Regions from separate parts of the Mus musculus genome. Here all the other regions are linked to region 2. The links are chromatin loops, found by intact Hi-C in ENCODE. Cell type or tissue: left cerebral cortex. All regions are shown on one strand.

What was found. Hi-C counts contacts between places; a loop is a spot of excess contacts. Peaks named below come from ENCODE experiments on the same cell type or tissue, not always from the same donor. Only the 100,000 strongest peaks of a DNase experiment are listed, where the experiment ranks them.
Region 1: it touches region 2 in a loop (16-fold over the local background); 2 of 42 quality-filtered maps call a loop at or near these places.
Region 3: it touches region 2 in a loop (14-fold over the local background); 2 of 42 quality-filtered maps call a loop at or near these places.

What each region holds. Positions count from the first base shown.
Region 1 is chr14:71,335,696-71,340,695 of GRCm38, forward strand. No RefSeq gene overlaps it. Among named protein-coding and RNA genes, the nearest start is that of Gm41203, 82 kb to the right of the region's middle. In left cerebral cortex, no CTCF peak of the experiment used is centred here; a DNase peak (open chromatin) is centred at 2,719.
Region 2 is chr14:71,725,643-71,730,642 of GRCm38, forward strand. The region is part of intron 1 of Gm34819 (a long non-coding RNA gene); the gene reads left to right. Among named protein-coding and RNA genes, the nearest start is that of Gm34998, 42 kb to the right of the region's middle. In left cerebral cortex, no CTCF peak of the experiment used is centred here; a DNase peak (open chromatin) is centred at 3,087; H3K27ac peaks cover 1,784 bases.
Region 3 is chr14:71,969,969-71,974,968 of GRCm38, forward strand. No RefSeq gene overlaps it. Among named protein-coding and RNA genes, the nearest start is that of Gm35079, 70 kb to the right of the region's middle. In left cerebral cortex, no CTCF peak of the experiment used is centred here; DNase peaks (open chromatin) are centred at 2,471, 2,794, 3,230 and 4,171; H3K27ac peaks cover 2,061 bases.

The DNA of each region.
Region 1 (5,000 bases), 390 kb before region 2:
TGTTGACTTGGTATCTTCTACAATGTTTTTATTGCATTTTATTCATGGATTGTGTCTGCATGCCACAGAGCATGTGTGAAAGTCAGAGAATAACCTGTGGGAACTGGTTCTCACATTCCACTCTGTGGGGCCTGGGGATGAAATTTGGGTCATGAGTCTTGGTGGCAAGCCCCTTCACCCACAGATCCATCCTTTCAGTCTTTTATTACATTTATTGATTGCATCATAAATCTCATTTTACTCATATTTTTATTTTATTATACCTAGGGCCATGATGAAAAAATAATAGATGTTCATAAATATACACAAGTTTATTTATGCAAACACAGACATATGTGTATGCACACACAGCTAGGCTATGTGCTGTGTGTAGTTGGCTATATTATATACATTAAGTATAGTCTATGGTGTTTGCACAATGACAAAGTCACCCAATGATGCATTTCTCAGAATGTTTTCTTCATGACACATAACTGACATCTCATTTTGCCTCTGCCATTCTCTGATGAACTCTTTGCCCTCAAATTATTTTCTCGCTTCAGTGTTTCTCAGACACCTTCTTAATGCAATGTTTAGGCCTTCCCGGAATTTTCTAGTATTCGTGGGCTGATGTACTTCTGACCCCCCAAATGGCCACATAAGTTCACTATTCAACCTTCCTTTTCTCAAAGGGAAGTCATTGTCTGTTCCTCCAGCATGTAGCTCCTCTGCTGACTGTAGCCAGATGTTCACAGGTCATCTCTGCTTAAAGGCTCAGCTTAAATTCACTCAGCTAATCTCATTTTTTTTCTAGGCAGAAATTAATAACTTCAACCCCTGGCACCCAATGGTGCTGGTCTGTCTCTTATAATTCAATCTGTCCTATATTTTGTGATAATTTCCTTGGGATGTGACAAAGACTGATATATAGGCTTGGAAAGCTAGCCCCTTCATCTTTGTTGGGGCTGGCAATACATTCTAGGCTGGATGCTGCAAGCCTGGGTCAGGACCCAAATAGACCCAAGAATTTTATCTCCTCTTTGGGGTGATCGAACCCATTTTCTCAAACATAAGGTTGGAGTGATACCATGAATAGATATAGGACTTGCACTTCTCCGGGGTTTCCCTATACCAGAGAGAATATCCTAGTAGATGCCTTTCTTCCACTGCCTAGTATGTCATTTCTAGGACTGAGCCACAGGTGCTACAATGTGATATATGGTCTATAGACGTCTACTATGCATGTCAAAGAGTGAATATATGGTTCCAATTTACCTTGGCTCTTTTCTAGCTCTTGGGGTTAAGCCTCATGGTAACTCCAGTCCAAACATATTCTGTCTGTGGTACTGCCTCTATCCCATAGTATATTTAGACAAGCGTTATCTTGGCAGGCATCTTTTGCACTGATGTTGGTACCCAGACCACATTGCCACTCCTCACTGATCCATGTGTTAGGACGGCCAAAGGGTGGGCAGCTGTTAGGAGCTGTGCTCCCTTCCTCCGTAGACTCCTTGGTGATGTTCTCTTTCTCTGTGTTATGTGCTTACACTGTGCTCTGCCTTTTGGTTTTAAAGCTGGTCTAATGAGTGCTAGGCATTCCTGCTGTGAAGAAAAATGCTTCTCTCACCCTGACCATGGCCCCTTGCCTGACTTCCACCCAGGTAGCAGCATAGGAAGGTGGGCATCACTCCAAAAGAGCAGATTGCATACCAGGAACTCAGTAATTATGACTCCAAAGTTCAAGAGGAGATATAGCTTGAAAGATACACATTTCCACTTATGTTACAAAATTCCAATTGTAAATCTAAGACGGCCAGAAAATGAGCTAACATTTACATTTTCCTGTATACTCTGGGAAGATTTGCATTTATGATCATTCTCAGTGAGGCACTTGTAACAGCTCTGAGAGTTATTGGAAGCTGGTGTTCAGGGCAGCACGTAAACAATGCAGCATCATATGGAATGATGTCAACAGCATTAAATACAGCAGTATATCCTAGGGAACTATGAAGGCAAGAAGCCCTCCACTGTTTAAATGCGCACACGTTTCAAAGAAGTAGCAACACAAATAAATAATAATACCGATACCCGTTTCTTCAGGTGGGAGATATAAAATTAGCCAGGAATGGCATATTTGATGATCAAAACACGAGGAGAGATTTCTAGACCTGAGAAGGGAAATAAGCAGCCTGGATCTTTGAGGGTTTGGAGGCACACTTAATTGGGCAATAAAGAAACACCTTCTTACAGTTTAAACCTGAAATGTGCCCCACTCTTTGAATTCTTTGAATTCTTATTCCCAGATGGTAGTGCCATTTTGGAAGGCTAGGGTGCTTTTAGAAGATGGGGCTAAAGTGGGTCATTATGAGGTAAGACTTTAAAGGCTCCTGCTCTCCTCTTAGCCTCCTGGTCTGCCATTGTGATCTGAACAGTCTTCTACATTGTGCTCTCATGAATTCAGCCGCTCTTTCAGGCCTTCTATGATGGGTTGGAAACAGCCGAAGTTATGATCTGAACGAAGGCTTTGCTCCATTTAATTGGGACTGTTGGACATTCACCCATAGTGATGGAAAAGTAACTCACTCACAGCCCTTATTCAAAGTATGCAGAGTATAGGCTGTGTCCACAAGTGCGGCCACGCTTGTTTGTTGAAGCGTTTTCTGTGGTTGCTTTCTGTGCCAAAACAGAAGAGTTGAGTGCTGGCTGTCAGTGGCTGCTTTTAGTACCTCCTCCACCCTGGAGGCCATCTGGAGCTGAGGCTAGCAGCACTCACTGTGTGGGTAAGCGTGACAAGCCCTGATCAGGTTGCATGTGGGTTGGAGTCTTTTAATGTTTGTCTTTGAAGTGCTTGCCGGCTTTGGCTCCCTATCCACAATATCAAATATATATGTAAAGTTTGATTCATTGTGAAGAATGGTTTCTTTTTCTATTCTAAATCTGCACTGATAAGTCACTGATGTATGGTTTTGTTAACTTTTTCATTTTAAAATACTTTTTAATACATGGGAAAAGATTGTCATCCAGCATTAACAACCTACATCAGTTTTTACACAGAAAGTCATCTATCTGAAGCTTTGTTAATAGTCCCAATAATGTCTTTTATAACAAGAGGAGCCTGCCTGGGAACCCCAGGTGCACATAGCCCTCCTAGCTTTCTAGGTTCCTTCAATCTGGAGATGTTTCATGACTATGTTTTTTTTAATTAATTAGTTCTATCTCCCCCATGTATTAGTTAATTCTTTCATTGCTGTAACAAAAGCAACTTAAGAGAGTTTCTTTTGGCTCACAGTTCCAGGGAACAGATCATCATGGCAGGAACGTTATGGTAGGTAGAGTATAAGGCTGGTAGTCACATCATATCCACAACCAGGAAACAGGAAGAGATGAGTGCTTTTATTCGGCTAGCCCGTAGGATGGTGCCATATACATAACCACCTCAGTGAGCCCAATATAAAAAAAATCCTCTCAGATATGTTTAGAGACCTGTCTTAAAGGTGACTCCAGGTACTATTAAGTTGATAATTGATATAAACCATCAACATATCATTTCCCTTCTTATCTCTTAAGCTCTTGATGGTCTCAGTGCCAAATGCATTCAAACCAAGTTAAAAAGTTCCTGTAGTCTTCAACAGTTTCAACATTGTATAAAATGCCATCATCCAAGCCTCTTTGAAGAGTCAATGTTATTTCTTAACTGTAAGCCCCTATAACATCATAAAAGAAATGACACGGTTCCTGTATACAGCGGCATTCAGTAAGTATTTCCATTTCAATAGGGGGGAAAGAGGGCATAGCAATAAATGAGTGGACCAAAGCAAGATAAAAATAAATCGCAGGAAACACAAAAGCTTGTAGTTCCAAAGCTGATATCTGGGGTTTGTGATGAAATCATTTGGACTCTAAAGGACTTGAGAGGCACAACCACTCCAGTTCTGTTTACGTACAGGGCATACACTCTCTGTTTGCATCCAATTCTGTGACTGTGTCTTTCCTTGATGAACATCTCATGATCCTGGCATCTTGAACATTCTGACATTTCCATTGAGATTTAGGTTTCATCTCTACATTTTCATGAAATAGTCTCTTGGGTCCTTCCTTTCAACCTTTCCTTATAGCCCACCTCTATTCCTTTCTAATTCACAGAACTACTCTCTACCAGGGACCTTCAGTCCCAACACTTTGTTGGGACTCAAGTATGGAATCTTTATTCTCTTTCCTATTCCATTATACAGATAAGATCCCCCTTTGCCCAGAAAATATCATGGTCTATTGACAAATCTATTAGCTACTCCCAACAATCTGATAGTCAGGTCCTATTGCTGAAGACTCGGATTACTTACATCATTGAACATGGAGAAATTAGTACCAACTAGACAGTTTACTTTTATTGAGTTGCGTTTATGACATTGAAGAAACTTTGCAAACTAGTGGAGGAGAAAAAAGTGCAGTAATACTCAGGTACAAATTCAGAAACCTACAAGTGAGACCTGCCTGCAAAATATACTCGTACAACACACACACACACACACACACACACACACACACACTCATGCACTGCTGACAAGTTTTTATGTCAACTCAGCAGGAGCTAGGGTCATCTGGGAAGAAATACTCTTATTCAAGAAAATATAGTTTTGGCTTTGGCTTGTCTCTAGGTCCTCTTCTTGGTTGATGATTGATGTGGGAGGCCTCAGGGCTAGTGATCCTAGATGCTATAACAAAAAAGTAAGCAGAGTTCCTTCATGGTCTCTGCATCAGTTCCTGCCTCCAGGTTCCTGCCTTGAGTTCCTGTCTTGACTTCCTTTGCCAAAGATCTGTGATATGGAACTGTAAGTGAAATAAACCAATTGTTCTCCAAGTTGCTTTTGGCCATCAAGTTTTATCTGATAATATAAACCTAATTAAGATACATACTATATGTTATATATGTATGTTAATATGTGTACATTACTATAAAGGATAGACTAACAACTGTGGAGGTTGATGAGGATCTGTAGTTCAAGAGCAACACACTTCTGATT
Region 2 (5,000 bases):
CGCTGAACTCACATTTGAAAACTCCATTGTAGAAAACTCAATAGAAAGCAATGCAGTGAAATGTGCTTCTCTATGGCAAGGAAACCGATAACCTGTTATTGTGCACATTATCTGACAATGAGGAGGAAAGAGACAGCCCAGTACTGTGCATACTGCCCAATCCTGGGGGAAGAGACACCATAGGATTGTGTTCCTCATAATAATGGGAAGCAAATCGCCTACTATGCTCACTGTACAACATTGGGGAACAAACAGGCAGCTTATCAGCATGCTCACCTCTCAAGGATAGTGAGAGACTTAAGAGTCAGATACTGTTCTCCATGTACTACAACTAGGAGGAATCATGTTTCTCTGGTAGTTTGTCAGGGATGCCATAAGCCACAGATTGAGTGGATGTTAAAGCACCAAAATTGCAGCTGGGGAGATGGCTAAGAAGTTCAGGATGCTCTTACAGAGGACCTGAATTAGTTCCCAGCACACATAACATGCAGTTTATAACCACTTATGAGTCCAGTTCTAGGGGAACCGATATCTTTTTTGACATATGGCAACTGCATCCTCATGCACACACCTCCACACAGGCATACAGGGACAGATATAATTGAAGGTAAACATTAGTAGATCTGGGCAAGGCAGTGGGGGGCTTCCCTTTCATCCCCAGACTGGGAAGAGAGCTCAAAATGGGTACATTTTTAGTCATAAGAAATTAGATCTCCCATATATGAATTGTAAGGGAGAGAATTTATTGTGCAATTCAGACTGAGACAATATTATTAGAAACTCACTATAAAAGTGGATATAATTTATACATTCCTTAGCATTAGATCTACCTACAAACATTAGAAAACAGAAAACTAAAGCCAATAGCTACTTTTAAAGATACTTTTATTAAGTGCATGTGTGTGTGTGTGTGTGTGTGTGTGTGTGTGTGTGTGTATCTGTAGTAGCTAGAAGGCAGTATTGAATGCCCTAGAGCTGGAGTAAGTAAAGGTAGTGAGCTGCCTGTCGTGGGCTCTAAGATCCAAGCTCAGGTCCCCTGAAAGAATGGCAAATACTTTTAACTGCTGAATGATCTCCCTCGTCCCCCCAGACTATTATCTTATAATGCAGGTAATCTAATGAAAGGTTAGGGCTGAGACAACCCTAGAACACTAGTAGAAGCATTGCCACACAGCTGTGTTCCTTCAGCCATTCTGCCCCACCATCTATTCCACGTGGCTTTCTTTGAAAGTCAATCATGTCTACTACAACCCTAGAAATCTCATATCCATTTTTGCCATGGAGAGGAAATAATCATGAAGTCCAGGGAAATGTGTCCACCGAGTAATCTATTGAATAAATACAGGTGCACACAAACACTTATATGTATACATATAGTCAGCCCTTTGTTATAAATGGGTTGTATGCCAGGGATTATGGACAATGAGGACTGCATATATTAATGTGCCTATTTTACGTCATTATTCCTTAAGCAATATAGTATTATAATCATTTGCACAGCATTTGTCTTGGGTTGTTTCCTATAAGTCATCTATAAGTATATAAGATCTAGAGAATATAGGGGGATGTATATAAGCTATATGTGACTACTATGGCATTTGATATTAAAATATTGATATTTTGGTTCCTGTGAAGGATTCTGGAGCCAAATATCTTCATAAGATGAATAATAGATTCATATAATGGACAACTGTGTAAGCACATGTCAGAAGTTTTTCTTCCTATTTTATTGTCTATAACTAGTTCCTCTGCCTGTGTTCATAGCAGCCTTATTTATAATAGCCAGGAGCTGGAAAGAACCCAGGTGTCCTTCAACAGAGGAATGGATACAGAAAATGTGGTACATTTACACAATAGAGTACTACTCAGCTATTAAAAACAGTGAATTCATGAAATTCTTACCAAATGGATGGAATTAGAAAATGTCGTCCTGAATGAGGTAACCCAATCACAGAAGAACACACATGGTATATACTCACTGATAAGTAGATATTAATCCAAAGTTTGGAATACCCAAGATACATTTCATAGACCACATGAAGCTCAAGAAGAAGGAAGATCGAAGTGTGGATGCTTCAGTCCTTCTTAGAAAGGGGAACAAAATACTCAAGGGAGGAAATACAGAGAAAAAGTATGGAGCAGAGACTGAAGGAAAGGTCATCCAGATACTGCTCCACCTGAGGATCCATCCCATATACAGACACCAAACTCAGACATTATTACAGTTGCCAAGAAGTGCTTGGTGACAGGAGCTTGATATATCTGTCTCCAGAGAAGCTAGTGCCTGATAAATACAGAGGGAAATGTTCACAGCCAAACATTGGAATGAGCACGGGGTCCCAAATGGAAGAGTTAGAGAAAGGACTAAAGGAGATTAAGGGGTTTGCAACCCATAGGAAGAACAGCAATATCAACCAACTAGACCCCCCCCCCCCAGAGCTCCCAGAGACTAAACCACCAACCAGATTACCCATTGAGAGACCTATGGCTCCAGCTGCTATGTAGCAGAGGATAGCCTTGTCAGACATCAATGGGATGAGAGGCCCTTGGTCCTGGGAAGGCTTGATGCACCAGTGTAGGAGAATGCTAGGGCGGGAGGTAGGAGTAGGTGGATGGGTAGGGGAGGGAGGGGGATGGGATAGGGGGGTTGGTGGAACTATTGATTATATCAGGTGTTAAAACATGAAGAAGTAAATGGTAATGAAGAGATTGGAGAGAGAGAGTTGTCTTCTAGACCAGAGATAGAGGTAAGTGATGGGAGCTCTTTGCAAAATACCAAGAGCAAAAAAAGAATGTGGCATTACAAATAGAATATGACATTAGGAGACAGTCACCTCTTCACAGTCTATTCCTGACCAGGATTCACTGGAATCGTGAAGCAGGATTTGCTTTCCTAGGTGAAAGCAATTAGTCATCATCTGATAGGATGGGGCTGCAGATACAAGCACAGTTTATATTCACATAACCTCAGGTTGGATGCTTACTCCCACCACACAGAAGTCATACCCAACACTGCTGAGTATTCTCCGGGTTTGTCTCTGGAATAACTGCTTCTGTCAAGATGGTGCTAGACTGGAGGAGGCAGAGACACCCACTCGCAGCACGGACACTTTCCTACAATGCACCAGGCTGAGACAAGTAAAAAATTATGCCCTGGCAGATTTCTTTCTCAAAATATCCTCAAAATACTCTCTGCCTCATCCAGCGTTCTCTGGAAGGAAATGGGGTGTGCTATGAAGTTTGAGTGGAGAGGTGGAAGAAGATCACAGCACAAAGCTGACTCATCCTAGAAGCTCATTTTCTTTTCTGAGTCAGATTACCTATTCTGCCAGGGCACCTGCTCTCTACCAACCTTGGGCAGTCTATATCCACCACTCAAATGGAACTATAACCTTGTACTTCCAGGTATAAGCACACACCCATCAAAACCATCCACCAATGCCATGCTAAAGGTGAGGTCATGAGGGTCATCACACTGTTCTTGGTGGTTCTAAACTCTCCTAAACAAGAACCTTCTCTGAAGTCTGTTGCTAGGAGGAAAACACTTTTACTCATAAGTGGGCCCCTTGGGTAGTAAAGACTTGATAGCCAACGTTTATGCACGAACACATTTTTATGAGCTCAAAGGGATATCTGGTACTCGAGCAAGCCTTATAGCGAGATCTAAGAAGTCAGAACTCTGGAACCCATCTGTGAAAGCTTCCATGCCAAGGCACATTGGCTTTCTACATTGAGCCTGGTGTTTTCTTCAAACCCCAGGGTACCACCTTTCTCTTAATCACTGGATTTCTGCCACACATCATTTTTTTTCTTGGCATTGTCCAGGAGGAATAAGGATAGAAGGATAAATACTCAGTGAGGTAAGACAAAGAGATTAGATAGATGATGTAAATTCAAGAGTGATTCTGATGTATGTAAGGTTTTGAGTTCAAAGGTTCTGATTAAATCAATCAATGGGTATTACTAAGTTCAAGAGAGTAGAAAAATAAGTCTGTGTTGCCTACATCAATGTTCAATGTCCACACAATGCTTCACTTTGGGAGATAGAAGTGAGTGGGTACTATTTTTTTCACTAGGCACTTTTCCAGGGATGCTATAATTTAACCCAGTTCTGATAAAGTCAGGACCCAGAAAATAAGAACTCAGTCTGTTGAGTCCATTCCTATTTCAGCTGTTGGTTACAAGTCTAAGATTATGGCTCATATTTCACACTGAGAATTTATAAATTTGGGGTTCACAAAACTTGTGATTTATTTTTTAGAATGGCCAAAAGGGCTAAGGCAATTGCATTTATCCATTTGAGGAAATATTACCCTGTGTAGAGATGAGCAGCAGATAATAAAGGCACAAACAGAAGAGACACAACTGTCTACACCCTGAGGTGTTCCACTGTTTAGGAATCACCATGTGTTCTGCTATCTAGAAGTCCTTGGTTCCTGCTATTTGGGGCTCTCGTTAAAGCTTTGTTCTATAAGCATGTGACAAAAAAATACCAACTACTGTGATTAATGCAACTTGCAGCCTGCCTCCCCTGCCTAGAGAGGTTAGGTAGTAAAACTCAAAGTTGTGACCTTCCAATCACATGGTTGATACTGTTGCCAATCAGTTCCCATCCTGTGGATACCAAGGAGCTCACCAAAAGTGCCTTTATTAAAAAAAAGAAAGAAGAAGAAGAAGAAGAAGAAGAAGAAGAAGAAGAAGAAGAAGAAGAAGAAGAAGAAGAAGAAGAAGAGGAGGAGGAGGAGGAGGAGGAGGAGGAGGAGGAGGAGGAGGAGAAGAAGAAGAAGAAGAAGAAGAAGAAGAAGAAGAAGAAGAAGAAGAAGAAGAAGAAGAAGAAGAAGAAGAAGAAGAGAAGAAGAAGAAGAGAAGAAGAAGAAGAAGAAGAAGAAGAAGAAAAGAAGAAGAAGAAGAAGAAGAAGAAGAAGAAGAAGAAGAAGAAGAAGAAGAAGAAGAAGAAGAGGAAGAATTCTATGGTATCTTGAAAATCTGTTAAATACTCT
Region 3 (5,000 bases), 240 kb after region 2:
GCTAAAAAGGAGATGACTCTTGACAATAGACAAGGAGAACTGTAGGTAAGGACTATTTATGAAGATGAGGGCAGTATCTTTTAACATCAATGGCAATGTCTAGCAATCTGAAGGGAAAAATAAGAGCTCAGATATTCTTAAAGAGTTTGGGGTGGTTGGAGGAGGATGAAGAGCTTGGAACTTTGTGAGGAGCGGGTGTGGCGGCAGTCCCAAGAAGGCGCCAGGGACTGCAGCTAAGTCTTATGACTTGCACCTGACTTCCTCACCTGAATATAAGCCACAACCATCATGAGAGCTGCGCAGGTGTACCAGGATACTGGCGAATCCATTTTGGTGGAGATATGCCCCTGCTGCCCTGATTAGCTGAAGCTGCGTACCTGGTGAGGTGACGTGGCCTGCTGTGAGTGGATGAGGGCTGAGAGTATATAAGAGTGAGGGGCCCGGGTTAGAAAGAGGGTTATTATTCAAGAGAGGATTATTATTAGGAAGATATAGATGAAGAGAAAGAAGAGAGAGGAAGACTGAAGTTTGCTGAATAAACTGCTGTTAGAAGGACTGGTGGTCGTGTCGTTCTTGCTGGTCGAGAGCGAACGCGACAGAACTTGAAAAATGTTCTTTCTGACAGAACGTGAGAATTCTGATCAAGCACACGAGTCAGACATCTAGCTCAGGAAAGGACCCGGAGCAAAGGCTTCTGTCTCTTTGCTTCTTCCCACCTGCTCTAGATGAACTTAGCCTAAGGGGAGGGGGCTACTCATGAAGACCCAAGTCCTTAAGCCAAAACAAGTTTGGAGAAGAGAAGGGTGGCCCAGGAAGGCACTACAGAAGGCAGTCTGTATACTAGTTCACAGTGTTAATTAACTCAGTCCACACACATTGTAAGTCAAAGATGCTTCCCTAAACATTATCTAGCACCTGGCACCTGATGGACGATTTCTATCAACCCTTGTGTTCTGTAATGATCAGTTACTTCTCTAACCACAGTTACTTCTCTAACCATATCTTCTAAAGCTTAAGTATTGGAAACCAAACTAACAAACTGGACCCCAGTGGTGAAATCCCCAATTGTTCTTTTTGCTTCAAACCACTCAAATTGTCAATGCTGCCAACAACCCATCTTTGGATGTTTGGTGATGAGCTTGCCATCTGGTCATCTCAGTGCAGCAAGAAGTCACTGCAGCGATCTGTCAGTTTTTGGAAAGGCGGCTGATACAATTCTCTGAACTCTATCATTGCTTCAGGCTCAGTAGAAGGTCAGTTCGTTTCATGGCTGTTCATATTCTCCATTCCAAAGATGCTCTTCAGGTCTAGCTCAGGTGAAGTCTGGTTGAATTCTGAGAGAGGCTGCATAACAATGAGACCCTTACCTGAACTTATTGGCAGTGTTCAGGACTACATTACTCATAGGTAGCCTTGGAAGCAATCGAGTCTCTGTCTTGTTCCTTGAGAGTTCCTTCCATGAAAACCAGACTCTCTTCAAGAACAATTTTTAGGAACAAGTTAATCTAAAAGACATAAGTTTTTTTTCATTTTCCTTTATATACCTGTATAGACAAGTCTTCTACTTTGATCTCTTCATTCACTTTCACCCATTTGCCTATACTGAATGAGAACTCATTTTTGGATTATGTATCCATACTTAGTCAACCTGCTTGTTTGTCTCAGATATCTTAACCCTTTAATTCTTACCAGATTCTCTGTGCTGTTTCTCTTGAACACCTCTGACAACCTATTAATCTTGTAGTCTTCCAGGAGTAAAAGGGTGCCTGGATCACTTGAAGCTATACTTCCCCAGCTAGTTGGAAACTCTTTTACTATTTTCTTCCTGTGTTATGGCTGCCTCCATCAGCTCCTTACCATGTAACTGAATCTCTGACCCATCTTCAGAAAGTCACAGCCAGTTCTTGGGTCCCACATTCCCCTGTCTGAGACACTGGAGGTTGCCATCATTGTTGACACATAAGTCATTGTTCATGGTATAAAGGAGATTACCATTACATCATTGAAGACTTTAAGAACACTTATATGAAAATTTCCATGATTTCATTTGATAGGAAAATTATTTCCTGATATTTTGCTTTATCCACTTACAAGTATATACTGTTTTTTTGTTTATTGTTATTTTTCCATGTCTCTCTTTCCTTTAAGCTTTGTGAAGGCATTTAACTGACAAGGAAGGTATTAGTCTGAATGACTTCCCTGATAGCTATTAGTTAGTGGGATGATCAAGGATGACGAAGGATGCATAAGCCCTGGTCTTTGGAGGATGTATACATAGATATTAATAGATAAATTGGCATAGGAATGCTAAACTCCCTGAATATCCAAGAGAAGCCACTGCTGAGTGAAGCCACAAGAAGCAACATAGGAGGAGCTATCTACAGAAAGCCCAAGGAGTGCTCAGAGATAGGAGTTCCTAGAGGAACCTGAACCTGCACTTCCCACTGCCTTTCTAGAGAATGACTATAATTTATTCCTCTTGGAGGGCCTAGCAAAACTCAGGATTGAGAGCTGTGCTGGACACTAGATTTTTCTCTTCTTAGACTAAGTTGGTATGATGTTTCACAAATAGGTATAGTCTAAGAGAATCAATGATTCCTTGGCCTGTAGCATATTACTGTCATGCTGGCTTCTACTTTCCCTCTCCAAATCAACAGTACATACATGGCCAACTTCTCTATAGCTGTTCAGTATGATTTGTTTGTTTGGACCTCAAAGAACCTAGGGAGAGAGAAAATGAAAGAAATGAGTCAGCGATGGCATGATTCCAGGCATCATACCATCTGATTGGCAATGGAGATTTTTATTTTGGAAAAAGCAGTATGTCTCTCAGCTCCTAGATGGTATTAGGTGAAGAGCTTATATAATTCTTCCCTTGTAGAAGGGGATCCATTTAATATCACTAGACAGGTAGCTTTGATCTTGATTTACCTTAACTTTTCCTGGAAATGAATCACACAGACACTTGCCCTATTCAAAGACAAAGAGACAACTTTCTCTTTTTGGCTTACAAGTGAGCTTTAAGTAGGAGAGGGTCCTTGGCATAATCAGAGAATTGCTAGACTATATTTTGGTAAAGGGCAACCACTTTAAATTAGAGGCCTATATAGTGACTCAGACTTTGCATTTTTAGAGAACAGTCATATCCACTAACCTAAAACGATCTGTGTCTAATAATAACAGGGCTGCTTACGTTGCTGTTCACATCACCCACAGACCATCTTGGAGACTCCTATTTTAAACTCCAGCATGTCCTACGAAACATGAGGGAAAATGCCATCCCTTCTCCAATAGTTCGCTATCTGGAGAGTAGGATGTTCCCAAGGAAGACTTGGAAGCTTTTGAAATTGTCATCCTCTGAGGATGAGATTCTGAGACTTCCCATAAGCTCAAGACTTATGTTCCCCACTGAGTTTCCTCTGATCACCCTAGACACATTGACATTTAGCCTCACAAAATTAATTTCCTGCAGAATCCACTTGACAACCATGAACTGGCTCTGGGACTTTTCCATGTGATAGTGTAGTTTTTAAAGTTTTAAAATAACAGAATGTCGCTGTTTCGTGTGTTAGCCTTGTTTCTAATTTTATCATAAAATTTTGAGGCTAAGTCCTTAGTAAGCAATTTTGTATATATGAAACTGCATCTTGCTTAGGGAGTATGCGCAGAAAGGTGATATTATGTGCAGATGTCAAGTTGATCAGGTTGGCAGTCAATACCTGTAGACATTTTCATTGCATCTGACTTTACCCGCTGTCTTTTATTATCCTATCATCTTAACATAGTACCTGTACAGAATGAATGGCCAATAAATACCAATAGAGCCATTAAATGTATGGCAGAGCTCAGAAATATGGGACTAGCATCCTGACTACTGCACTAAGGACACACCTCAGAGCTCAGAATTACCTTTTCTCCCAAGTCACTGCCCTTAAAATCCAAGTTTTAGAGCTAAATCCTTGGCTCTGGCAGTCCCAGCCAAACTAAGCTCAGTCACTTGTGCCAATTTGCCAATTACAAAGACAGGAAATGCTGAACCAAAGAGAGAGGAGATTAAATCAATGCATCCAGAAGACCGTCAAATGGAGAGGCCCAGTGAATCCAAGTTTATCTTGGGCAGCTGGCATAGACATTAGGTTTAAGCTGAGAAGGAGCTGGGATGGGGCCAAGCTGGTTAGGGTGTGGTCTGGTAATGAGTGTCTCAGTTCTGGTTCTTCAATATCTTCTGAGAATTTGTTGTTTTCATCATTTGAGAGGAGCAATCTGGATCCTGAAAGGCCACTATTTCTGCCCCACAAAGCAGCTTCATCATCATGGAAAGTTACCCTTCTCTGAAGGTTGGTCTGTCTATCCAGGTTTTGCTACTACTCCCTGTAGCTGCAGGTTTGAGACTTAGTTATCTCTGCACCTTCAACCTGAAGCAGAACGAGGTAGGTTAGGCATATACTCCTTGAGTGATGAACCTGACCTATGAAGTGACAAGCAGCATTCTGACCCCAAATAAAGGGGACACAAAATGCAAGCAGAGATGCCAGGTTTTCTTCTTGCTTTGTTACCTTGTGAGCATAAAAGAGGAATCAATACCTTTTAGGATAAAAAGAAAGAAAGGAAACCCCACATCTAAGTGATTGCTATACTTGTGCAGAAAAGAAACAGAAATCTGTTTATCCCTAGAGTTTTTTAGAATAGAGAACAACATGCTGCTTTCAGTCTTCATGGAGAGGAATTTCTTTTATAGATCCTAATATCAGTCATCAGAAAACTCACTGCTTTCAGGGCAACTCCAGTTATTAGAAACATCTTCCTACATCTAGCATATGCAGGAAGAATAGGCTATGGTCCTGACACCAGTCAGAAAGAGGGGACACTAAAAACTGAACACAGCTTTCTTGGGCATCAGACTCTTGTTCAACATCCAAACCAATTTTAACAGCAGGATCAACCATAAGAAAGGCAAAAGTTCTCCACTTCAACAACTCTACCACACCATTAAAATAATA